6 separate regions of the Mus musculus genome follow, and regions 1, 2, 4, 5 and 6 are each linked to region 3. A link is a loop called in an ENCODE intact Hi-C map of the cell type or tissue named here. Cell type or tissue: left cerebral cortex. All regions are shown on one strand. Region 1 holds the start of Spin1 (spindlin 1). Region 2 has its middle 16 kb from the start of 1700048B10Rik. Region 3 holds the start of Gm32834 (a long non-coding RNA gene). Region 4 overlaps Gm46414 (a long non-coding RNA gene). Region 5 has its middle 17 kb from the start of Gm46414. Region 6 holds the start of Gm46414 (a long non-coding RNA gene).

What was found. Hi-C counts contacts between places; a loop is a spot of excess contacts. Peaks named below come from ENCODE experiments on the same cell type or tissue, not always from the same donor. Only the 100,000 strongest peaks of a DNase experiment are listed, where the experiment ranks them.
Region 1: it touches region 3 in a loop (4-fold over the local background); 28 of 42 quality-filtered maps call a loop at or near these places.
Region 2: it touches region 3 in a loop (7-fold over the local background); 41 of 42 quality-filtered maps call a loop at or near these places.
Region 4: it touches region 3 in a loop (5-fold over the local background); 15 of 42 quality-filtered maps call a loop at or near these places.
Region 5: it touches region 3 in a loop (4-fold over the local background); 35 of 42 quality-filtered maps call a loop at or near these places.
Region 6: it touches region 3 in a loop (8-fold over the local background); 24 of 42 quality-filtered maps call a loop at or near these places.

The regions. Positions count from the first base shown.
Region 1 is chr13:51,098,871-51,102,870 of GRCm38, reverse strand. It overlaps Spin1 (spindlin 1), which reads right to left and starts at 1,991. Exons shown (of 6, transcript NM_146043.4): 1 at 1,881-1,991. It overlaps 9430083A17Rik (RIKEN cDNA 9430083A17 gene), which reads left to right and starts at 2,144. Exons shown (of 1, transcript NR_029463.1): 1 at 2,144-4,000. In left cerebral cortex, a CTCF peak has its summit at 1,746 (motif pointing right); DNase peaks (open chromatin) are centred at 2,175, 2,400, 3,246, 3,498 and 1 more place; H3K4me3 peaks cover 3,124 bases; H3K27ac peaks cover 2,277 bases.
Region 2 is chr13:50,947,821-50,951,820 of GRCm38, reverse strand. It overlaps the pseudogene Gm8779. Among named protein-coding and RNA genes, the nearest start is that of 1700048B10Rik, 16 kb to the right of the region's middle. In left cerebral cortex, CTCF peaks have their summits at 58 and 2,111 (motif pointing left); DNase peaks (open chromatin) are centred at 111, 967 and 2,097.
Region 3 is chr13:51,416,285-51,420,284 of GRCm38, reverse strand. S1pr3 (sphingosine-1-phosphate receptor 3) reads right to left here. Exons shown (of 2, transcript NM_010101.4): 2 at 1-1,643. The coding sequence starts at 1,500. The coding sequence ends at 364. Gm32834 (a long non-coding RNA gene) reads left to right here and starts at 1,599. Exons shown (of 3, transcript XR_873398.1): 1 at 1,599-1,942. In left cerebral cortex, a CTCF peak has its summit at 1,533 (motif pointing right); DNase peaks (open chromatin) are centred at 1,563, 2,260, 2,970, 3,363 and 2 more places; H3K4me3 peaks cover 1,621 bases; H3K27ac peaks cover 1,954 bases.
Region 4 is chr13:51,212,489-51,216,488 of GRCm38, reverse strand. The region is part of intron 1 of Gm46414 (a long non-coding RNA gene); the gene reads right to left. Among named protein-coding and RNA genes, the nearest start is that of Gm46414, 5.8 kb to the right of the region's middle. In left cerebral cortex, CTCF peaks have their summits at 757 (motif pointing right) and 2,402 (motif pointing right); no DNase peak of the experiment used is centred here.
Region 5 is chr13:51,189,790-51,193,789 of GRCm38, reverse strand. No RefSeq gene overlaps it. Among named protein-coding and RNA genes, the nearest start is that of Gm46414, 17 kb to the left of the region's middle. In left cerebral cortex, a CTCF peak has its summit at 1,839 (motif pointing left); a DNase peak (open chromatin) is centred at 1,847.
Region 6 is chr13:51,206,766-51,210,765 of GRCm38, reverse strand. Gm46414 (a long non-coding RNA gene) reads right to left here and starts at 2,125. Exons shown (of 5, transcript XR_001780947.2): 1 at 1,480-2,125. In left cerebral cortex, a CTCF peak has its summit at 2,219; DNase peaks (open chromatin) are centred at 2,179 and 2,627; H3K4me3 peaks cover 544 bases; H3K27ac peaks cover 1,322 bases.

The DNA of each region.
Region 1 (4,000 bases), 320 kb after region 3:
GTTTACATGGTAGGTAGTTTGTTGTACTAGGAGGCAAAACCTGGAGTCCAACATGTATGTGCAGGACAACTGCTCTACCACAGACTTCTGACTTTTTGAAACAGGACCTTAAATTATACAAGCTGTCCTTAAACTTCCAACCCTCCTCAACAACTAGGGTTACAATCCTGTTACTAGGCCTGGTGAAGGGTGACCACCCTATCCTATGTAAGAGATGGGCAGCATCAGAGCTTAGCTATCCCAGAAAGGCTTAAAGCACCTCCTTTGAACACTAAAGTGGGCTTGACTAGAGAAATTCCATAGTGAAAATCTATTTTTAAAAAACCTTAAGCATGGCTCAGCGGTTAAGAGCACTCACTGGCTGTTCTTCCAAAGGACCCGTGTTTGATTCCCAGCACTCCCATTGTCTAACTCCAGTCCCGGGAGTTCAGAGCCCTCTTCTGGACTCCTTGAGCACCAGACACACATGTGGTACACAGACAAATATGCAGACAAAACATCCACACACATATATTTCAAAAATCCTAAGTATAAAAAGACAGCCCCTCACTCGATTGTACTCCAGGCGGAAAAAGGAGAGTGGCGCAAGGCCAGTCTAGAGTACAGGAGACCTCATACAAATTCACTTAGACTGAAAGCCTTTTGCTTGATCCATTTCTTAGGCATGTCAAAGTAGGATTTTAAAGCTAATTTCGTTTTACTTATTGAGAGAAACACTACACGTTTTTATAAACATAGCAGGCTACGTTAATACACAATTACCAAATCTGATAACGGACATCCTGTAAATCGTGTTCACCCATTAACTAATACTGAAGGGGTTAAAAAGGCTAAAGATGTGCCTCTTCTATCTTTCCAAAATTTCACCACCTCAGAAGTGCGCTCAGGATGTATAGGTAAAAAAACGTCTAAGATCCGGTTTCATTTTCACTCTCTAACAAAAGCTATGCAGAAGGCAATTACTCTCCATCAATCCTTTCAGGCTGCAGCTTCTTCCAGAAAATTCCAAGGAAAGTTAGTGAGGCATTCGCATTTCGATACGGATACCATCTTTCTCGCTAGTCACACTAAAATCCTTTACAACACTTGAACGAATCTTGTATTGCTTTTGGATGTACACGATAAATAAACAAGCCTTTAAACCAGAAGTAAGACTGCACGCGCGCGCGCACACACACACACACACACAGAGAGAAAAATCCTTACAAAACCCGAAACCCAATTCATAGACCATCGAAACCAAATCAATATAAAAACAATTGCGTAAACAAACTTTGAGATGCGCAGGCAACGTCGTGGATGACTGAAGCCATTTCTCAACCCGACACCCCCCGCCTCCCGGAAAGGCCCAGAACGCACCATCCGTGCAGGAAGCCGCCAGGGACCGCGACCCCCGGCGCTGCGCAGTATCCGCACCGCACATCTATCGGGCGCATTCGGGGAGGCAAACCCAAGGTCACGCAGGCCCGCGCCCCGAGCCCCCCAGGCAGGGCGTCACCGGGATGACCCGTCGCGGGGGTCCCGCCACGCCCCTCCCCCGCCCGGTTACGCAATGCCCCCGCCCCCGCCCCCCGCCCGGCACGGAACAAAGCGCGCGGGAAGCGGCCGCGGGGCTGGGGCAGGGACCCCGCGAGCGCCATGTTGGCGGGGGCGGCGGGGACCGGGCGGGGGCGACGAACAAAGGAACTCGCGCACGCCCCGGCCCCAGCCCGCCGCGCCCCGGCCCCACCGAGCCCGGCCGGCAGGGGGCGCTGAGGGGCGCCGCCCGCGGACAATGCGCCCGGGGCCCCGCGGGCTATGCTCACCTGGGTCCGCGCGCCGTGAGAGGCCCACTCGCTTCCCCCCTCACGGCCCTGCAGCCAGCCCCACGCGCGTCTCACCTGTCGGCCACCGAGGCTGCCCACGGGGCCGCCGTGGTTCGCTCGTGCTCCCCGCCGGCCCAGCCCGAGCCAGACGGCGCCTCCCCACCCCCGCTCCTCGCCGCGGCCGCCGCCCGCCCCCCGGCCGCCACGGCGCACGCGCACTGCGCCCGCCGAACTGCGACGGCCGCGCCGCCCCGGCGCCCGGCGCCGCCGGACGCACTGCGCAGGCGCGGGTGGGAGGCGGGCCCTGGCGGCGGGGGCGGGGCCTGGCGCTGCTCACCTGGAGGGTGGGGCGCGCACCCGGAGCGGCGAGGTACACGCTGGGGAGCCGCGGGCCTGGCGTAGAGCCGGCCTCTCTTACAAGCGGAGCAGGGTCGGGAAGACGAACGGAGAGTAGCGGGCGTTGGTATTTACTCTTGCACGGGAGGACGGCTTCCAGGAGCTATCCTGACTCTTTGTCCTGGGACCTTACGTCTGCTGTCTCGGGTAGCTGCCTGGCTAGCTGCGGAGATGCAGGAGGCTAGGTCACATGACCGTGCGCCGCGCAGGTGCACTTTCCTGCGGAGCAGCAGCTTTGGACTGCAGGACGCGAGCCCTTTAAAAATATGGATAGGCTCCCCCATGCTCCCTTGAAGACACACCGCCTTGCTGTACGCCGCACTGCGCAGTGGCTGAGGAACTAGGCTCAGCTTGCAAAGCTCAGGGCCTCCTGCGAACACCTGCTGAGGGTGGCTGCTGCAAACACCTAGCCTTGGCCTAGCTGCAGCCGCTGCTCTAGAAGTCACCCCGGGCTCCTCGCGAGGCTGCAAGCCAAGACTTCCCACGATCGCACGAGAATCCGTGCGACTCTGGTTCCAGTTAAGATCGCCTATTGAGGATCTGTTTGGCTGTGGGCAAGGAAAGAGAGAAAAAGAAAACGTCCGGGATGGTTTGGTTTGAGGGGAAGTGAAATACGGGACCTGAAGCTTCGTCTGGGTCTCCTTCCCTCCTTTAACCCAGTGTCTGGATCCAGGCGGTCACCGACCTGGTTCCTCGAGTGCTGTAGCACTGCCGCATTGTAATAAGCCTCCTGCCAGAGTGTTGCCAGGTCGAATTACAAGACGTTATTGGAAAGCCCTTTGCGCACTCCAAACCTGCAGCACGGCTCTTAGTTCGCTGTGCTCTTTGGGATTCCATTGGCACTTTTTTTTTTTTTTTCAAAATAAGATTGATATGTGCCTGCTCAAATTAAAATGCTTGTCTCAGATGACATTCTTGGCAGGAGCAACGTAGTCACAGACCGAAGAGAGGGCTAATTTCAGTAGAGATGCAGCCAGCCTGGAGATCACTGAGAGAAGATTAGCTTTTGTTGTGTTTAATGTTTGATCGTGGAGGCTGACAGGAACAAGGAAGGGTGTGATAGGGAAGGAGGCTGGAGTGACAGTATGGAACACTTCCGTTTCCTTGGTGACACGCCTGGTTTTTTTTGGTTTGTTTTTTTTTTTCTGTTCTCTAGAGGAACAGAACTTACAAAATGAATATATACATATGGAAAGAGTATGTATTAGAATACCTCACAGGCTTTGATCAAGTTAGTCCAGCAATGGCTGTCTACCCACAGAAGGTCCAGGAATTCAGTAGTTGTTCAGTACTGAAAGCTGAATGTCTCATCTGGTCTTCAGCATACGCTGGAATCTCAAGCAGGCTATAATGTGAGTGAAGGAATGGACTTGCTAGTGAGACAGCAAAGAGCAAAAACTTCCTTATTCCGTGTCCTTTAAATAAGCTGCCAACAAGTGTGCCCCAGATTAAAGGTATGTCTTCCTACCTCAGAAGATCCACATTAACCGTGTCTCTTCCCACCTCAAAAGGTCTGGATTAAAGGTATATTTTTTTTACCTCAAAGATCCATATCAAATGGTTTAATTAAGCAGAAATCCATCACTGGTGGGCCCATCCATTTTGGAGTTTTGATTCCTGATGTCAAGTTGACAAAAATGGCCTTCACATCTGCCTAGCACTTACTGACATTTTGGGACCTGGTAACTTGGGGAAAAGAGTATTGGGTTGTTTTGCTTGAACCAGGGCCTCACTATCTAGCTGGGTAAGCCCACGCAGGCCTGTAATTTAAGGTCTTCCTGTGTAAGCCTCCCCAATAC
Region 2 (4,000 bases), 470 kb after region 3:
AAGGATCTTTGATGGAGCATTGAGTGGTTAGACCACCACGATCCAACTGTTTCTCAATTGCACCACCATCTGGAGACCAGGAACCAGATTCAATACAGGAGCCTTTGGGCTGCCTCATGGTTTGGATACGATTCATGGATATCTAGTGAAGGATGGATGAAAAATGTGACCAGTGATTAAGAGGAACTCAGTCCGGCATCTCCCCAAGAGCTACCGTGAGATGTGCACAGCCCAGTAGAGACAGAAACTTCATCGACCAGAGTATCTGCTTAACAGAGATTGAAATAGGAATGATCTCATTTTGCATGAGTGAGCTCCTCTTTCAGCTCCACGGTATGCAGTGCCAGGGATGGTATTGGGGCTCTGTGCATGCTGGGAAAGCTCTCCATCAACTGGGCTACATACCTAGTTGTTTGATTGGAGACGTAGGGTTGGAGGAGCAGAGAGTCCCACCTCTTGCTTCAAAGGCAGCTTGGAGAAGACTAGCTTCCAGGCAAGTAGGAAGAGGGTCTTAAAACCCACACCCACAGTGACATACCAACAAGGCCACACCTTCGAATAGTGCTGCTCACTGGGCCAAGCATATACAAACTGTCACCACATCTTTGTTTCTCATTCTAGTTCACTTGATGTCCTATCCCTTTAATAAGAATAAAGAAAAAAAATAAAGAAAACCCCACCAAGAATATTTTAGCAGTACCCCCCCCCCCATTCTCCACTTGGATGGAGCACACAACATTCTTTTCAGATACTGTAAAACACTGGCTTTGCAAAAAGTAGGGGTCACATCCCAAACACAGTCCTTTTTTTTTCAAGGTCATTATTTATTTGTTCCTCTTAAAGACTCATTTTTGACTGGACTCAGACTTAGAAATAGAGGCTCTTAGGGAGAACAGCCTACGTCTCTTGGCAATCTGTTCCTGGCGCTTTTCTTTGGCTTCCTCCATTCTCTTGGCCAAAAGTTTAGCGTAATCTGCAGCCTCCTCCTTGTTTTTCTTTGCGTTGTTTCTTCAGAGAAATATGTCAGCGTTTGTGTTGCAGGACCCGTAGAGTAACAAGACATTGATTGAATCTTGGGTGCTTTGGTCCTGGGCTTCTTACCTTCTTTGTTTAAGGGCTTCCTGACAACATACTGGCGGACATCATCTTTTTGGAGAGATTAAAAAGCTTTCGGATTCTACTAGTTCTTTTAAGTCCCAACCGACAAGGCACAGTAGTATCTGTCAGTCCAGGAATATCCTTCTCTCCTTTCTTTACAATGACCAAGTTGAGAACACTGAGATTAGCGTCCACAATGCATCTGCGAACAGACTTGCGCTTCCTCTCTCCAGTTCTCCTTAGTCTGTAACAGGAATGCCCCCTATTCAACAGCAGGCGCACTCTGCCATGGGTCAGAACACCTTGCTTCATGGGAAAACCTTGCTTGTCATTCCCACTGCTGATCCGGACCACACAACCCTTTCGCTCTTCACCAAGAGCAGCAGCAGCAGCAATTTCTGTATCCATGCGCTTCTCATAGAACGTGTAAAGCTTGCGTTCGTCATCCACTTCAATGCATTTCTGACAGCCAGTGGCAGGGAAGGAGATGTTTAGCTTCATCTTGACACAGCTGATGGCCTAGGAGGCGTCACAAAAAAGAGAGCCCCAACACAGTCTTTCAATTTAACCCCCAAGAGAAGCAACCATTATCAGTCCTAGAGACTGCATGGACACTTCCATGAAGACAGTATCTAAGGTGTTTGTGTTGTCGTAGCACAGTGTGTGACCCCCATGTTCACAACCACAGAGACTTTGCAGAGCACCATTGATGTGTGTCTCGAGCCTGTGATGGGAACACCAGCAACAGAATGGCTTTGCTTTCCTGGTCACCAGCATCAAAGCTTTTTTCACTAAACTTTCTTCCAGGTTATGAGGAACGTGTGAATGTCAGGAGAGGGGATGAAGGGGTCTCACAGCGAGTGCCGGTCTGAGCTGAAGCATCCCTGGGAGAAACACCTGAGGATGTGTAAGAGGTGCTTGCTGTTCCACACCCATATCACCAGATGTGTCACACTACAGTTTTGTCTCTAAAATGCTTATCCTTTTCCTACAGTGCCACCTGCTGTCAGCTTCTAATATTGCAGTCTTCCCCATTGCTTGATCCACTCCTGGCCTGAGGTGAAATCAGAAAGGGAAGTTACTCTCTCACTACAGCAACTGTTGGTGGAGCACTTGGCACAGAAACACTAAAATGTACAGTGAAGGAGGAGGATCAAGGATCTTAAGGTCACCCTCTGCTCCAAATCCAGAAATCATCTGTTTCCTTCTAATCTAATAGAATGCACACTAGGTGACCTCAGGGAGTTATCCAGGAAAATTGAGCAGGATGAAAGTGCCAGACAGAATGGTGCACGCCATATTCTCAGTTACTCAGAATTCTGAAGCAGGAGGATTAATTGAACACAGGAGTTTAAGGCCAGTCTCTTAAACTAGCCAGAAATGGTGTCTCCTACCTGTAATTCCAACACCCAGGAGGCTTAGGTAGGAGGGTAGGAGTTGAAGGCCAGAGGGGATTCAAAGCAAGTTATAGGCTTTCTTGAACTATATAATGAGTCCCTGTCTAAAAAAATGAAACAAAAACCCCTGTATGTAGAAAGATAGATGATTGATAGACAATATAGACAGATATTTGATAGATAAGAGACAGGTATATATGTGATAGACAGAGGATAAGAATAGATTAAGTAGATTATCAGTGATATAAGATAAATAAATGCTTGATCATGGATAGTAGCTAAAAGGTAGATAGATAGACAGACAGACTGATCTGGCAACATAAGCAGAGGAAGAGAATACAGACTCTGTCTACTGGCTGGTTGTGTGTCAACCTGACACAAGCTGAACTTATCACAGAGAACGAAGCCTCCCTTGAGGAAATGCCTCCATGAGATCCAGCTGCAAGGCATTTTCTCAATTGGTGATCAAGGTGGGTGGGAGGTCGGGGGTGGGGGGTGGGGGTGGGGGTGGGGGTTGGGAAGGGCCCCCTGGGCTGGTAGTCCTGGGTTCTATGAGAAAGCAAGCTGAGTAAGTCAAGGGAAGCAAGCCAGTAAGCAGCACCCTCCATGGCCTCTGCATCAGCTCCTGCCTCCAGGTTCCTGCCCTGTGTGAGTTCGTGTCCTGACTTCCTTTGGTGATGAACAGCAGTGTGGAAGTGTGAGCTGAATAAAACTTTTCCTCTTCAATTTGCTTCCTGGTCATGATGTTTTGTGTAGGAATACAAACCCTGACTAAGACAAACTGCTACCAGCATAGTGGGGTATTCCTGTGATAACCTGACCATGTTTTGGGAGAACTGTGGAAGGACTTTGGAACTTTGAACTAGAAGAGCCATTGGAATGTTAAGAGCTCTGTGGGATGTTGTGTAGGAGCTTGGAAGATAATGTTGAGAGAAGTGCAAATGATGGAGACCTGGCTTGTGAAATTTCAGAGGGAAGATTAAGACTCTTATCAGGGCCGTTGCTATTTTGATTGTGAAGATTCTGTGGTTTTGGCTAGCTGGGGCTGAAGAATCAGCTGTGATTAACAAGATACCAGAACTACTAAAGCGAAACCTTTGCATTACTGAGATTATTGGTGCTGGTTAGCTGGAACTAAGAAGTTAGTGGTGATTAAGAAGAGACCAGCATCAAATATTCTGGGAAATGTTTCCTGAGAGCACAAAGAGGCTGTGTTCCAGAGATAGCCAAGGTTGTACCTCGTGCTACAGCTGGACTTGGAAATGTGTAAGAGTCACCCAGGTGATACTGGTTTTGAAGACATGAAGTAGTCATGAAGAGCAGCTGAGGTTCTGTGCTGTGAGAGGCCATGGAAGGCCACTAGTGAAAGTGCAGCCTCAGTTGCAATTGATGTCCCAGGACTGAAGGGGTCATGCAAAGGAGTTGAGGCTTGGCACCATGAAGAGAGCCTATGAGAGGCTATTCGTGAGTTCCAGTACTGTCTTAGTCAGGGTTTCCATTCCTGC
Region 3 (4,000 bases):
ACACACATGAGCACCCATTCTATGGAAAATAAATGTAGTGTGAACGCAGGGAGACATCATCCCAATGTGCATGTGCATAGCACATCACCACCTGCCTTCCCTGGACCAGGGGTAGCGGCATCCGAAGGCAGTGCACCGTGTCAGCAGCTTGGTACATTCAGAAGGATGGAGCCCGCAACAGATAAGTCACATCCAAGTCCAGGCTGAAATGCGTTGGTGACTCCTTGGGTCTCCTCCTCAGGAGATACCACACAGTCTGGCCACAGCAAGCAGACCTCCAGAGTTAAGATCTCTTAAGGCCCCACGTGGAAGTGATGCATGCAATAAATAGGTGTGGCTGCAGAGCTTGCCCTGTTGAGACCGTCACTTGCAGAGGACCCCGTTCTGAAACGACCTGTTTTTGTCAATGATGCAGGAAGAAGTAGCCACGCGGGGCAGGTCTTCCTTGACCTTCGGAGAGTGGCTGCTGTTGTTACTGGAGCTTGACTTACTTCTGCTTGGGTCGAGGGCAGGCTGCATGGGTGAGGCCTGGGTCCCCTTGCCCTTGACTAGACAGCCGCACACCAACCGGAAGAAGGCGCGCCTCATCTCTTTGCTGGCCAGCGTGTAGATGACAGGGTTCATGGCCGAGTTGAGGACAGCCAGCATGATGAACCACTGACTCTTGAAGAGGATGGAGCACTCCTTTGCCCTGCAGGCCACGTCGATGAGGAAGAGGATAAAAAGTGGGGACCAACAGGCAATGAACACACTCACCACAATCACTACGGTCCGCAGAAGGGCCATGGATCTCTCAGAGTTGTGGTTGGCCACCCTGCGGCTGCTGGACTTGACCAGGCAGTAGATGCGCGCATACAAGATGACGATGGTCACCAGAATGGCGGTGAAGATACTGATGAGGAAGGCGATGTATTTCTTGGAGTAGAGGGGCAAGATGGTAGAGCAGTCGGGAAAGTTCTCCAGGCAGTTCCAGCCCAGGATTGGCAGGGCACCCAGCGAGAAGGCAATTAGCCAGCACATCCCAATCAGAAGGAACACGCGGTGCTTCTTGTTGGCATCATATGGCCTCATCTTGATCATGGTCAGGTGTCGCTCAATGGCAATGGCCAGTAAGCTGCAGGTGGATGCGCCCAGGGCTACGAACATACTGCCCTCCCTGAGGAACCACACTGTTGGAGACAGACTGAACGTCTTCCTGCCGGACATAAGAATATTGACCTTGTATGCTATGCCGGCCAGCAGGTCGCAGAGAGCCAAGTTGCCGATGAAAAAGTACATGCGGTTGTGAAATTTATTGTTTTTCCAGATGGCAATCAAAACCATCAGGTTCTCCAAGACGATGAAGCTACAGGTGACCAAGAAGAGGATGGTGGTGATGAGGGTGCCACCCTCAGGGGGGTCCCGCAGCCTGCCTGCCAGTTTCCCCACGTAATCGTAATGTTCCCGGAGAGTGTCATTTCCCAAGACTGGCTGGTGGCCCTGCGCATGCGTGGTTGCCATGGCTTCCTAGAGACAGATGGTTACTTCAACAGTCCACGAGAGGGCGCGCCAGGAACGTTCATTTCAGGGAACAATTGGGAGAGTGGTGGTGGGTTCCTGAAGGCGTGCAGGCCCGACTGCGGGAAGAGTGTTGAAAATAGGCTCTGTAAGGAGATGAAAGTAGAAGGAGCTTTAGAGCAAGTGATCACCATTCAGCAACCCCACGTGTGGAAAATGCTAACGCGTGTGGAGGGCTGATGTGCAGGGAGTGCTTGGAACATAGGCCAAGTCTCTAAGATAGAAACCAGGGAAAGCTGTTAGGGGCCTGGAGCTGCCAGAGAAGAAACCTCAGAGTGCGAATCTGTGAATCCTGTAACTGCAGCAGAAACGAGCAAGCTTCCACTTGGAAATCTCCAGGCACCAGGAAATACTGCGTTACTTCTCACCCACCACGTGGGAGCTGGTAAGCCAGTATTCCCAGCTGTAGAGGGAATCAGATTTTTCTCAGGATGAGGAAAAGTGAGGGAGGGAGGGTTAGAAGGAAGGAAGGAAGGAAGGAAGGAGAGGAAGGAGAGGAGGATGAAAGGGAAGAAAGGAGAGGTGAGGAAAACCAGAACACAGTAGGAAAAGTGGTATCTGAGAGACTTCTGGGTCCTCCAGGATGAGGTTTGGAGCAGCACCGTGAGAAGCACCCGACTTCCTTGGGCTGATTCCTTTGGGGTCTGGATGGGCCTTTGGCCCACCTGGCAGACAGCCCTACAGTTTGACCACAGAGGGAGGGCAGGAAGAGCAGCCTGAGCCTGGGCAAGAACCCTGCGGCCACTGCACTGAGCAGAGCTCAGAGAGGAAGGAACTCGAACTGTCCTGGAAGCAGCGGCCACTGAGGTTAAAGGAAGAAAGGGAAGGGAAGGGTAATGACGTGAACTTTGAGTGTGGCTTGAAAGGAAGAAGTCTGGGCCAGGAGTATAAAATAGCATATTTACAATGCCTGGGACTAGAAGGCCATACTTGGCTGTGAAGGCCTTGAGTGCAAACATCAGACCCTGAAAACTTAAGTGTCTCTGTGTGTGCATGCATGTGTGTATGCATGTGTATGTGTGCAGGCATGTGTCTATGTGCATGTGTGCATGCATGTGCCTATGTGTGTGTGCATGCATGTGTCTGAGTCTGTGTTCATACATATGTCTGTGTCTGTGTGCATGCATCTGTGTGTGCATACATGTGTCTTGTGTGCATGCATGTGTCTGTGTGTATGTGTGCGTGCATGTGTGGGTGCATGTAAGAAAGAGAATAAGCATGTGCGTCTGTGATGCAAATGCATGCACATGCATTCCCATGTGTGTGACTGAACCTGAAGCACATCCATGCAGCCACATTGGCTGGCCACTGAGCTCCAGGGAATCCTCCAGTCTACTTGCCCACGGCACTAGGATTACAGATGCATACACCAAACCTAGCTTTCTACCTGGGTGCTGGGGGGTCCTGAACTCAAGTTTTCACTCATGCTTGCATGGCAAGCACTTCACCAATAATGAGCCGTGTCACCAGGCCTGCCCACTGGCCCGTGGATGAGTTAACCTGGCTTACGTCTCATCTCTATTCACCTCCGAGACTCTGGTGCTCTGCCGAGCAGTTGTGAAGGCAGTGTTTGATGGGCACGGGCTGACCGTTTATTTTTTTACTGTCGTTGACACACCTACTTGTACATCTTTGTGGGTGTGGCGTGGTGACAGGTGCATACCGTCGGTGATGATCACAGCATGGCCACCCGCTCTCTATGCTCACTTAGTTTAAATTAAAGTTACTGGATTCTTAAATATCTGATGAGGTCCAAGTGAGGCGAGCTGAAAATAGCCGACTCTGCGTCCCCGCTGAGGATTTACTCACAGTGTTTAAGCTCCAGGCCTACATTTGGTTCCTAGACACATGGGCCAACACCGTGGGGCCCACCCACCAGCAGGAGCTTCTCCCAACAGGGACTTCAATCCCTGAAGGATACCAAGGGTTCCTCTATAGATGGTACTATAGGGCTGAGAAGAGAAAGTGACTCCCGGGAGACTCTGCACCCCTGAGATACCCCCTGGGAGCAGTGGGTTTAGTGTAAGCCTCTTCTTTTTCCATCACTGGGGGGGTGGGGGAGCTTAGCATTGGTGACATTGGAAAGAGGAGGCCTGTAGCTTCTTGGCAGAGGAATCTCCTAGATTCCTGGCCCCTCGCAGGCATCTGCTATTCTAGATTTCCCAGAATCCCAGAGTGATTCTGAGGATGAGATACTGGTGATACAGAGGGGGCTCACATGCTCAGGACCCCTGGCACCCATTGAGCCCCCTCTCACACCCAACCAAGCTCCACACTGGGCTTCTAAAAGTTCTTCCTGAGGCAGGCAGGACAATTCTACAAGTCTCTTTTTCCTCCTCCTCCTCCTCCTGCTCCTCCTCCCATCATCATCATCATCATCATCATCATCATCATGGAGTATCATGTAACCTAACCTGACCTGGAAGTTGCTACAATGATCTTG
Region 4 (4,000 bases), 200 kb after region 3:
CAAGTGCTGGGATTAAAGGCGTGCACCACCACCACCCGGCAAACCCAAATTTTTATATCTGCCTCCATCTACCATATCAAAATGGATGCACCAGAGCTTACACCCTAGCGATGAAACATGGCGATTCAAATGAATGCCCACTGTCAAATGGAAGACGATATGAGGTTTAAATCACCACACCACAGCCTCTTAGACACACATCAGAATGGGTGGGTGAGGGGGGGGGGAAGAGTATGAAAGTCATATTTATGAATGAGGGGGAGTTCTGTAAAGCCAGACAGACATGTCATGTATCTTATAATTCCATTTTAAAACAGTGAAAAGAAGTCACTTGTATGCAAATACATAAATACTGTGGCTACACAGTTATACATGCAATGCCTTCAGGAAGTGAGAAGGAAGTATGGGGGGGAGAGTGTTAGATTTATTTATTTTTTTACTTCTCTACGCCCCCCCCCACCGCCTCCTTCCCTTCTCCATCTTGCTCCCAGCCCCTGGCCGGCCCCACTCGCTCCAGCCCATAGGTTTTTTATTTGTTTCTCATTACAGATGGTAGTGAGCTACCATGTGATTGCTGGGATTTGAACTTATGACCTCCGGAAGAGCAGTTAGTGCTTTTAATCTCTGAGCCATCACACCAGCCTCTTCTCTTTTTTCTATGTATTTCATGTATATGAGTGTTTTGCCTGCATGTACGTATGTATGTATGTATGTATGTATGTATGTATGTATGTGATGCTGGCAAAGGCCAGAAGAGGGCATCAGATCCCCTGGAACTGGAGTTATGGGTGCTGAAAATTTGAACCCTGGTCCTCTGCAAGAGCAACAAGTGCTTTTAACCACCGAATCATCTCTCCAGTCCCTTGAAATAATGTTTTTGAAGAAGCAACATTCCAGGGCTGAAGAGATGCCTCTCTCGACAAAGTGCTTGCTTGCTGTACAAGCAGGAAGACCTGCGTTTAAATTCCCAGAAGCTACATAAAATGTTGGGCCTGATGGCATGTGTTAGCAAGCCTGCGGCAGAGGAGGCAGAAGCAGGAGGCACCCTGGGGTCCACTGGCCAACTACTCTAGCGGAATTGGAGCATTCCAAGTTCAGTGAAAGACTTTCTCAAAAAATAAGGTGGAGAGCAATTGAAGAAGGCATCACCCACCTCTGGGCTCCACACACGTGCACATGCATGCCCATGAGACACACACATACAGAAAGTCATAGGAAAAAAGCCATCACACACTGATTATAAAACATGTACATTTACGTGTATACCAGGAAACCTCTGTACAATATTCCTTCTCTCTTGTCTCTTACAAAGGGCTTAGAGGACCTTGGCAAATTCTTACTTGTTTTGAATGTTCAGAAAATGTCCTGTCTCCAAAACAGAGCCAGAAATTGCCAGATATAATTTCAGAAATTGACTTCTAGTGGCTTTCTGGTAAGAAAACAATCTTTTCCATTCAAACCCCCAATTGCCATTTGGAACTCTGTAAGGCATTGTGTGTTTTTTCTTTCTTTTTTTCTTTCTAGCTTGTGATTTTTTTTTTCCCTTCAGAGAAACAGATCTATAAACATTTAAAAACTGGCACTCTTCCCGCTGAGTAAAATATTGCTGCATAGAAAATCGTCTCTGGGAAGTTAAAAATCAATACCCTCTGAAAACAAACCCCAGATGGAAACTAATTTTTTTTTCTGTTCACATTGTATTGGCCAGGCCATGAACAAGAAGAGGTGACATAGTTGCAAAGAGAAATGGGGAGATGGGGAGATGGCTCCGAGGATAAAGCACTTGCCATGCAAGTATGAGGACCTGAGTTCAAATCCCCAGAACCCATGTAAAGCTGGTCACAGTAGCTCAAGTCTGTGATGTCAGCGTGCCTACAGAAAGATGGGAAAGGAGACAAGGAGGATGCCCAGCAGCTCACAGCCCACCTAACACGGAGAATGAGCAAATCCTCCCTGTCTCAAACAAAACACACTGACACAGGTAACACACTCACACACACACTGACACAGGTAACACACTCACACACACACACTGACACAGGTAACCCACACTCACAGGCATGAATACACACACACACACACTGACACAGGTAACTCACACTCACAGGCATGAATACACACACACACTGACACAGGTAACCCACACTTACAGGCATTAATACACACACACACACACACACTTTTTGTTTTGTTTTGTTTTGTTTGCTTTTGTTTTTTCAAGATAGGGTTTCTCTGTGTAGCCCTGGCTGTCCTGGAACTCACTCTGTAGACAAGGCTGATCTCAAACTCAGAAATCCACCTGCCTCTGCCTCCCAAGTGCTGGGATTAAAGGCAGCCACCGCTGCCCAGCCCACTTTTTGTTTTTTAAGATGTATTTATTATTATACATAAGTACACTGTAGCTATCTTCAGATGCACCAGAAGGGGGCGTCAGATCTCATTACGGGTGGTTGTGAGCCACCATGTGGTTGCTGGGATTTGAACTCAGGACCTTTGGAAGAGCAGTTAATGCTCTTAACCACTGAGCCATCTCTCCAGCCCCCACCCCCACCCCCCCTACACTTTTTTTTTAAAGGAAATGAAAACTGTCTTTTCCAGTCTGTGTTTTTTTCCACTGCTCCTTACTGCTCATACACCCCCTCTACCTTTACCAGCCCTGGTGGTGAAATATTTGTTCAGGGCCACCATGGCCTTGCTCTGTCAGACTTTTTCAATTAAGATCTTTTCTTGCACCTTCTGATTTTGACTTTCTTTCAAAATTATTTCAAAAGCTTGAGACAAACTCTTTAGTTCTCTCTCTCTCTCTCTCTCTCTCGTGTGTGTGTGTGTGTGTGTGTGTGTGTGTGTGTGATGGCGGGATGGTCAGTGCACATATACATGTGCACATATACATGTGTCCACAAGCATGCGGAGGCCAGAGGCTGACATCAGGGTGGCTTCATCAATTGCTCTCCACATTATTTTTGAGGCAGGATTTCTCATTGAACCTGAAGCTTACCAAGTCAGCAAGATAGGCTGGCCAGCAAGCCCCGATCCTCCGACTTCTGTCTCCGAGCACTCCCAGAGGTGGTGTGGGCTTATAGGCCCACACCATGGTACTGACTCTTTATAGGAATGCTAGGGATTCACAATCCGGTCCATGTGCCTGTGCAGCAGACACTTCGTCCACTTAACGATCAATCTCTACCATATTTTAATATAAAATTTAGAATTTCATATGTGCAAGCATGTGTTTTGATCATATTTACTCCTCCCCCTCCTCCTAAGTCCTCCCAGATACACACACACACACACATTCTCTCTCTCTCTCTCTCTCTCTCTCTCTCTCTCTCTCTCTCTCTCTCTTTTCTCCTCTCCTCTCCTCTCCTCTCCTCTCCTCTCCTCTCCTCTCCTCTCCTCTCCTCTCCTCTCCTCTCCTCTCCCAACTTCAAGTCCTCTTGTGTCTGGCTTTGTTTTTGTTTTTGTTTTTCAATAGCACACTGAGTCCCATATGTGCTGCCCATGTATACTCACAAACATGGGACCATTGAATGGAGTGTGGTCAATGTAGCAGGAGCCAGACTCCTGAAGAAAATGGATTCTCCCTCCCCTAGAAGGTATCAGCTGTCAATACTCCTCAGTTAGAACTGAAGACTCATGATCCCCAATCCACGTATGAGCCCTTCCCTTCCATGCATGAGCCCTCCCCCTCTATTTATGATCCCTCCCCATCCATGCATGAGCCCTCCCACTCCATGCATGATTCCTCCCACTCCATGCATGAGCCCTCCCCTCCATGCATGAGCCCACCCCTCCATGCATGAGCCCTCCCCCTCCATGCATGAGCCCTCCCCCTCCATGCATGATTCCTCCCCCTCCATGCATGAGCCCTCCCCCTCCATGCATGATTCCTCCCCCTCCATGCATGAGCCCTCCCCCTCCATGCATGATTCCTCCCCCTCCATGCATGAGCCCTCCCGCTCCATACTGAAATACTGACTGGTTTGATCTTGTTAAACCA
Region 5 (4,000 bases), 230 kb after region 3:
AAAAAAAAAAAAAAAAAAAAAAAAGAGAAGTGGCCTGGTGTGATGGCTCAAGGGGTGTTGGTGCTTGCTACGGGGGAGGGTGGGGGCCTGGGGGTGGTGTCAACCTGAGTTTTATCACAGGAAACACACAGGAGGAGAGAACTAACTCCTTGTCATTGTCTTATGTCTTCTGCATGAGTGCTATGGCTTGGGTAGACACATGCATACACACAACACACACACTCAGACACACTCACACAAACACATGCACACTAAATAAGTAAATGCCAGGCATGGTGACATACACCTTTAATCCAAGCACTTGGATCTCTGTGAGTTCCATGATGGACAGGGCTGTGTAGACAGACCCTGTTTCAAAATAAACAAACAAAAACAAATAAAATGGAGAAGTGTTTAAGATAAACACTCATCATGAACCTTTGATCTCGACACAGGTGTGCACTCATGTACAGATGCCACACACACAAAATATTAATCCTTAAACATAAAAATATTCCCTGTTCCTCTCCTCACCCCCTTTCTCACCCAGTTCCCTCCCTCCATCCACCTCCGATCTCTGTTTTATTTCCCCTTCTGAGTGAGATTCGAGCATCCTCCCTTGGGCCCTCCTTGTTACTTAGTTTCTTTGGGTCTGTGGATTGTAGTGTGGTTGTCCTGTACTTTATGGCTAATGTCCACTTATAAGTGAGTATATACCATGTGTCTTTCTGGATCGGGGCAACTTCACTCAGGATGATATTTTCAAGTTCCATCCATTTGCCTGCAAATTTCATGATGTCTTTGTTTTTAGTAGCTGACTAACATTCCATTGTATATATGTACCACATTTTTTTTATCCACTCTTCAGTTGAGGGTCATTTATTGACATTATTAACGATACTCTGCTATACCTACAAACAGGAACCTAGCATAATTGTCTCCTGGGAGGCTTCATCCAGCAGCAGATGGAAACAGATGCAGAGACCCATAGCCAAACATCAGGCAGAGCTCAGGGAGTCTTGTGGAAGAGGTGGGGTAAGGATTAAGGGAGCAGGAGTGGTCAAAGACACCACAAGAAGACCTACATAGTCTACTGACCTGGACCCACGGGGGCTCACAGAGGCTGAAGCACCAACCAAAGGGCATGCAGGGGCTGGACATAGGCCCCCTACACATCCATAGCAGGTATGCAGCTTGGTCTTTATGTGGATCCTCTAACAGCTGGAGTGGGGGCTGTCTCTGGCTCTGTTGCCTGCCATTAGATTCCCTTCCTCTTGGCTGGACTGTCTGGTCCATCCTCAGTGGGAGAGGATGCACTTAGTCCTGCTTTGACTTGATGTGTCCAGGTGGGGTGGTACCAGTGGGGGCCTTCCCTTCTCTGGGAAGGGGAGAGAGTAATGGGAGAAGGGATTTGTAAGGGTGGGACCAGAAAGAGAGGAGGGAGGGGGCTGCAATCGGGATATAAAGTGAATAAATAAATAAATTCATGAAAAAAATAAGTATTTTAAAAATCTTCTGGCCTACTAATTCCACTTCTGGGAATAGACACAAGGGAAATTACAAGATAAAGGTAAAATGTCTATCAGCAGGGATTAGCAACAAGGATATTACAAGAATTTTGCATCTGATGTTCAAAAGCACAGCAACCGATGCTCAACCATCTGAGAGTAAACTGAGGCTCTCAAGGTGGAGTACTACGTAGTCATTAAAAGAGTCCAGGGAGACCTGTAAGCTGAAAGAACTTTTCAGCACATGCCATGTGCCTGTGGAGACTGGGCAGCTGTGGGACCTCTTGGCTTTATTGTATTTCCAGCATTTTGCATTTTTTTTTCCTCCTGGGGAATTCTTTTTAGCTTGGAGTGATGGGCCCCCTGCTGGTAGAGTGTTCTCTTAAAAACCCTCAAAACTTTATGACATGTGAATGCAGTCTCCTCTTAGGGAACAAACTCATGAGATACTAGAGCCCTATCTACCAACCCAAGAGATAGAAGACTGGTTATTTGTTTGACAGTATGCGGGTGCATTTTAAATAAGAGAGCAAGAGGGGGGCTGAAGGGTGTGGTTCAGTTGGTAAAGTGTTCAGCTAGCTTGCACAAAACCCTGAGTTCCATCCCTAGCATGTTATAAACAGAGGTGCTGGCACACATCTGTAAGAACAGCACTTGGGGACTGAAGGCCGGAGGGTCAGAAGTTCAAGGTCACTCTCAGCTGTATATCGAGTTGAGTTTGAGGTCATCCTGGGCCACAATAGGTTGTCAAAGAAAAGGGGGGGGCGCAAAACAGGAAGCAGGAATAGAAGCTGAGGAGGGAAGGGAAAATGGGGGGAGAGGAGGGAAAGAGAAAGGGGAGGAGGGAAGGAGGGAGGAGAACGAGGTTCAAATTCCCTTTCTAGTGGCAAGGGAAAACATTTGGCTCCCAGGAGTGTCAACCCCAAGACCCTGCTCCCTCAAGCTGTCTAGAGACTCATGTAAAATCTGACACAAGGCCTGGTTCTTTGTCTTGCATCTGTCAAGGAGGTGAGAATGTCCTAGCACACTGGCCTTGTCTAGCTGAAGGACAGGAGAGGAAGAAGTGGGGACATCTATGTGCCTGCTGCTCTAGGGGACATTTACTTGGAGCCTGTTCCTACACAACTGTTTTTCCTTTTCGTAGAATCACAAGAACAAAGGCATAAGCGATTTCTTCCCTCTTGCCCTAGACCCTGACCGTGAAATGCTCCCCAGCCCCACTCATTCCTCTCATCTAGAACTAAACTACCAAAACAACAGATACAGGCACTGGGGACACAGTTGCAGTCTTCTGCTGGCCCTGGAAAGACGCCTGGACAGACAGACGACTTTGATCTAGAATTCCAGGGTTTTAGTCCCAGAACACCTGAGCCTTATGTACTGTGAGCATATTCCCTTCTTGTGAAATCGTAGGGCTGGTTGGAAAGAAGTTGCACAGGGCTGTGCTGCCCTGGGCCCCCGTTCTCCCCACTCGCTGCTCAGAATGCCCTCAGACGCCTGTCACAGTGACCCTCAGAAACCTGTCACAGGGAACTGGATAGATGGCTCAATGGTTGAGAGCACTGAATGTTCTTCCCAGAGGTCCTGAGTTCAATTCCCAGCAATCACAGGGTGGCTCACAACCATCTACAATGAGATCTGGCGCCCTCTTCTGGCGTGCAGGCATAGGAGAAGGAGAAGGAGGAGGAGGAGGAGGAGGAGGAGGAGAAGGTGGAGGAGGAGGAGGAGGAGAAGAAGCAGCAGCAGCAGCAGCCTGTCACAGTGGCCCTCAGAAGCCTGTTACAGTGACTCTCAGGAAGCCAAACTCTGTCCAAAATCAGGGAGTGAGCAGGTGTTGAGATGAATTGGCATTGGCTTGGGGCAGCAAGTGACAGGGCTGGTCTCCCAGTGTCCTTGGTGTCCTCAGCTGAGCTAGGGAAGCTCGGAGCTTCCAGTCCTGCCTCTGTCAGTCTTTCAGGGACTGTGCCAGATACAGTGCATTTAACAACATCCCTCTTAATCTGTTTGCTCAGTTTACTCCCTGAGGAGCCCCCAGTCTCCTCTTGTTGGCACACTGTCTTCTTTCTCAGAGACCCCCATAGCAGGGTAAAGACTTCCTTCCTCGAGTGAAGACCAGACACCTTGAGTTTGAACACCTAGGGACGTGCTCTGACTTTGCCACTATGACAAGTGACAAACATTCACTCTTAGAACTTCTACTCTGGCTCCTTTAAGCGATTTCTTTAAAGCTAGAATTCTGCTATAGTGAAAAGCAGAAGAGCCTCTCACTAATGGCCACTTGGCAAAGGCAAGGTTTTGTTTTGTTTTATTTATTCTTTTAATTTATTATCACCTTATTTACTTGTGTGTGTGTGCGTGCACACGCTCGCATGCGTGCGTGCGTGTGCACACGTGCATGCGTACATGTGTCCATTGGTACACATGTGACATGGTATGCAGGTGGAAATGAACAACCCAGGAGGGTTGGTGGTATTAGGGTCCAAGAGTGGTTAAGGAAGAGTCCAGACTCAAAT
Region 6 (4,000 bases), 210 kb after region 3:
TGGGTCACTTCCTCCCCATACGTCTTATTTATGCACCATCGCTGCTCTGAGGTCAGCCAAGAGCCAGCAGGGGTGTACAGTTCATCTGTAATTTGGGCAGCCTGGGAGAGAGTGCCCACAGCTATGGATAAGTCAGCTCTTTATCAGCTGTCAGGGTGACTCCCTGCTTAGGGGCAGATAGGGTGATGGGAGCTAAGGAGATAAAGGAGCTTAGGTCCTCTGCAAGGTTACAGACTAAAGCTTTTGATTGAGACATTGCATTGGACTTCTATTCATGCTCTCTTGGGCTAGGATATAGCTCATTGGTATAGACCTTGCCTAGCATGTATGAGCCCTTGGGCTCAAACCGTAGCACTACAAAACAGTGAAGAATGACTGATGTTCTCCAAGAATGAACTGAAAGCCTTATTCTCCCACTGTGCTTTTTTAAAACTGTAGCATATTCTAAGCACCCAGAATTTCTTTTGTGTGCTGTAGTTGAATTATATATTCAAGCAGCTAGCCCATATAAATGGCACACACACACAAACCTTGATATTTTATTTGATAAGCTGTAAGCCAAGGTTGGGCAGGTTCTGAACTATTCTTATATCCAACTCATAGGTCCCATGTTACTTGATGTTTAAGTCTTGCCCGGGTTGCTCCATCAGCCTGACTTTAGGATCCACTTCTCTTGGCCATGCACTCATGATCCACCTGGCCCCATGGTGGCCTCCTCCTCTTTCTCAGTCTCCATTCTTCTTCTCTCTCTCCTTCTCTTTCCCCACCTTGATGTCCATACCTGCAACCCCAGCCCGGATTCAAAACCCTGCCTACCTCTATTCTCCCCATTAATTGACTGTAGGCATTTTTATTTAACCAGTAGCTTAAAATTGGGGAGCAAGTTTTACACAACAAAGGCCAATGTACGTAAGAATTCACTCATCTGGGGACAATCAGGTCTTGGGGTTCAGAACTTAGCATTTGTATACACAACAGCACCAGACCCCCAACAGTGAGTTGTGTGTGTTTATGTGCATGGGTGCGTGAGGGTGCACATGTATGTGCCCGCCAGTGCACATAGAGGCCAGAGTCAACCTTAAGTACTATCTTCAGGTGGCATCCACTCTGAGTCACAATGTCTCAGTGAACTGGAACTCACCGAGTGAGTGGCCTAAGCCACTCTCACCCCTAAAATTACAAGCACAAACTACCACACTCGGTATGAGTTCTGGATATCAGACGCAGGTCCTCGGGCGTGCAGGACAAGTCCTTTACGGACTGAGACATCACTCCAGCCTCCAGAACGTTTCTCATTTGTAAAAAATTGAATATGCTTTTTATATAAGCCTCCTGCCTGCCTTCCCCAGAGGAGGATTGGTACAGAGAAGGGACCAATTTACAACTGTCACATCACTAGAAGGACAGAGCTTTGTGTTAAATCCAAGAAGCTACCCCTCCCCCCCCCCCAGGCTAGGCCACTTCTAATTAACTACCAACCTGGCATCTTGGTCCCTACGCTGGCCACACTAGGTAGGAGCGGCTGGGGATGAAAACTTTCAGGCTTCTTATGGCTCTGTGCTTCTCTTCAGATGAACCGAATCAGAAGCACCGAACAGTTCGGAAATCTGTAGGAGAAAAGCATTTGCCATGTTAGCGTGACAGCCTGCGTTCAATCCCCGTCCCCCTGTGTAAAATAGCTGGGTGTGTTGCCATGTGTTTGGAGTGGATCCAAGAGGCTTGAGGGCCAGCGGGCCTAGCCACGACAGCGAGCCCCTGGTCAGTAATCTCAGAGAACGAGGTGGTGGCTCCTGAGGAGCAGTGCTGAGGTTGGTCACAGGCCTTTGCAGGCACGTGCAGACATGTGAACACACGGGAGAACATGTGTGAACACATGTGAGCACACAGATTCTCAAGGTCTGGTCCCAGCTCTCTGGCAACATGTCCAATAATGACCCAGCTCGGCGCTGCTCTCCCTTCTGTGTGTGGATCAAGGCATACGGGAGAAGCCCCTCTCGCTGTCTTGGGAGTCTCCTCTTTTCTCCCCGTCCTCTCCTTTGTTTTGCTTCCCTCCTGCCTTGCTTCTCTGTTCTTCGCCTATCTTCACTCTGTCTCCATCCTTTGCTTTGCCCCGACCCATCCTCCAATCCCTGACCACACATCCTGGGAGCCCCACAGAACAAGGCTGCTCTGTTCACATTCTTTATTCGGTAGCAGGCTGCCATCTCAAGGGCGTCGCAGACACTTCACAGACACTGCCTTGGGTCAGGCATCGCCAGAGTCTCAATTAGCAAATAGCTGTCCAGGAACTCCAGGCTACTACCCCTAGACAAGCAACTCACAGAAATTTTAAAATACTAAAACCGTTTGTATTTACAGCATAAACTATCTATCATAGTATAAAGGAGGCAAAAGAATGAGCCCTAAAATTTCTGAACGATACTTTCTAATGTCTTCAGTTAAAATATATAGTTTCGTTTATTTTGTGTACTGCTCAACACGCGAAGCTAGCGACTGACTAGAAAGCAAGCAGGTGAGCCAGTGCAGACGCCTATTGACGTTCCTTCACAAAGAAAACTACATTTCCCAGCTTTCCTTGTAGTTAGCTGAAGACCCGGTGACTGAGTGCTGCTGGCCAATGGAAAGCAAGTAAAAAATAGACATTTTGAGAGCTGATTTCTCAATACACCTCCCAGGTTTTTCTTCTTCTCTGCAGCTGTGAGATGTGGGAAGAGCACTCAGGGCTTGCTGCGCTGTGTGGTAAATGGCATCTGGCTTCTGTCGTGTTAATTCACTGCGAGAGAATTCATAGTTTGTTACCGCAAGGCACTCAAACCTATTGCCTCATACGTCCGAAAACTCTAGCTGACAACTTTAATAATGCGTTGTTCATAATGAAACCTAAGTGTGAATTTTGAGGGTTCTTGATTTGGTTGAGGGACCTGCCAGTAGATTCAGCAATATCCCAAAAGCATCAGCAAGAAAAGAAAAAATACCCAAGTTAGAGTTGGTTAAGATTTTAATTTTGTGCATCAAGGTAGATTATGGAGAAAATGAGAAGAAAGCTGAAGAATGGGAGACCATATTTGCCAAGGAGGTATTTAACAGGGACTTGGCACCTAGACTTCTGTCTACCCTTTAGCCCTACGGCTTATTGAAGGCAGTGGATCATTTGAAACCCAATTGGGAACCAGAAACACCAAAAGAAATCTTAAAGCTGGACAACAAAACCCAGTCAAGAAATTGTCAAAAAGTGTCTGTAAGATGGCTCAGGGAATTTTTTTATTAGATATTTTCTTTATTTATATTTCAAATGCTATCCCAAATAGTTCCCTATACCCTCCCCCCACCCTGCTCCCCTACCCACCCACTCCCACTTCCTGGCCCTGGCATTCCCCTGTACTGGGGCATACAAAGTCTGCAATACCAAGGAACATCTCTTCCCAATGATGGCCGACCAGGCCATCTTCTGCTACATATGCAGCTAGAGACACCAGCTCTGGGGGTACTGGTTAGTTCATATTGTTGTTCCACCTATAGGGTTGCAGACCCCTTCAACTCCTTGGGTGCTCTCTCCAGCTTCTCCATCGGGGGCCCTGTGTTCCATCTTAGAGATGACTATGAGCATCCACTTCTGTATTTGCCAGGCACTGGTACAGCCTCACATGAGACAACTATACCAGGGTCCCTTCAGCATAATCTTTCTGGCATGTGCAATAGTGTCTGGGTTTGGTGGCTGATTATGGGATGGATCCCCGGGTGGAGTAGTCTCTGGATAGTCCATCCTTTCGTCTCAGCTCCAAACTTTGTCTCTGTAACTCCTTTCATGGGCATTTTGTTCCCTATTCTAAGGAGGAATGAAGTATCCACATGTTGGTCTTCCCTCTTCTTGATTTTCTTGTGTTTTGCAAATTGTATCTTGAGTATTCTAAGTTTCTGGGCTAATATCCACTTATCAGTGAGTGCATATCAAGTGTGTTCTTTTGTGACTGGGTTACCTCACTCAGGATGATATCCTCCT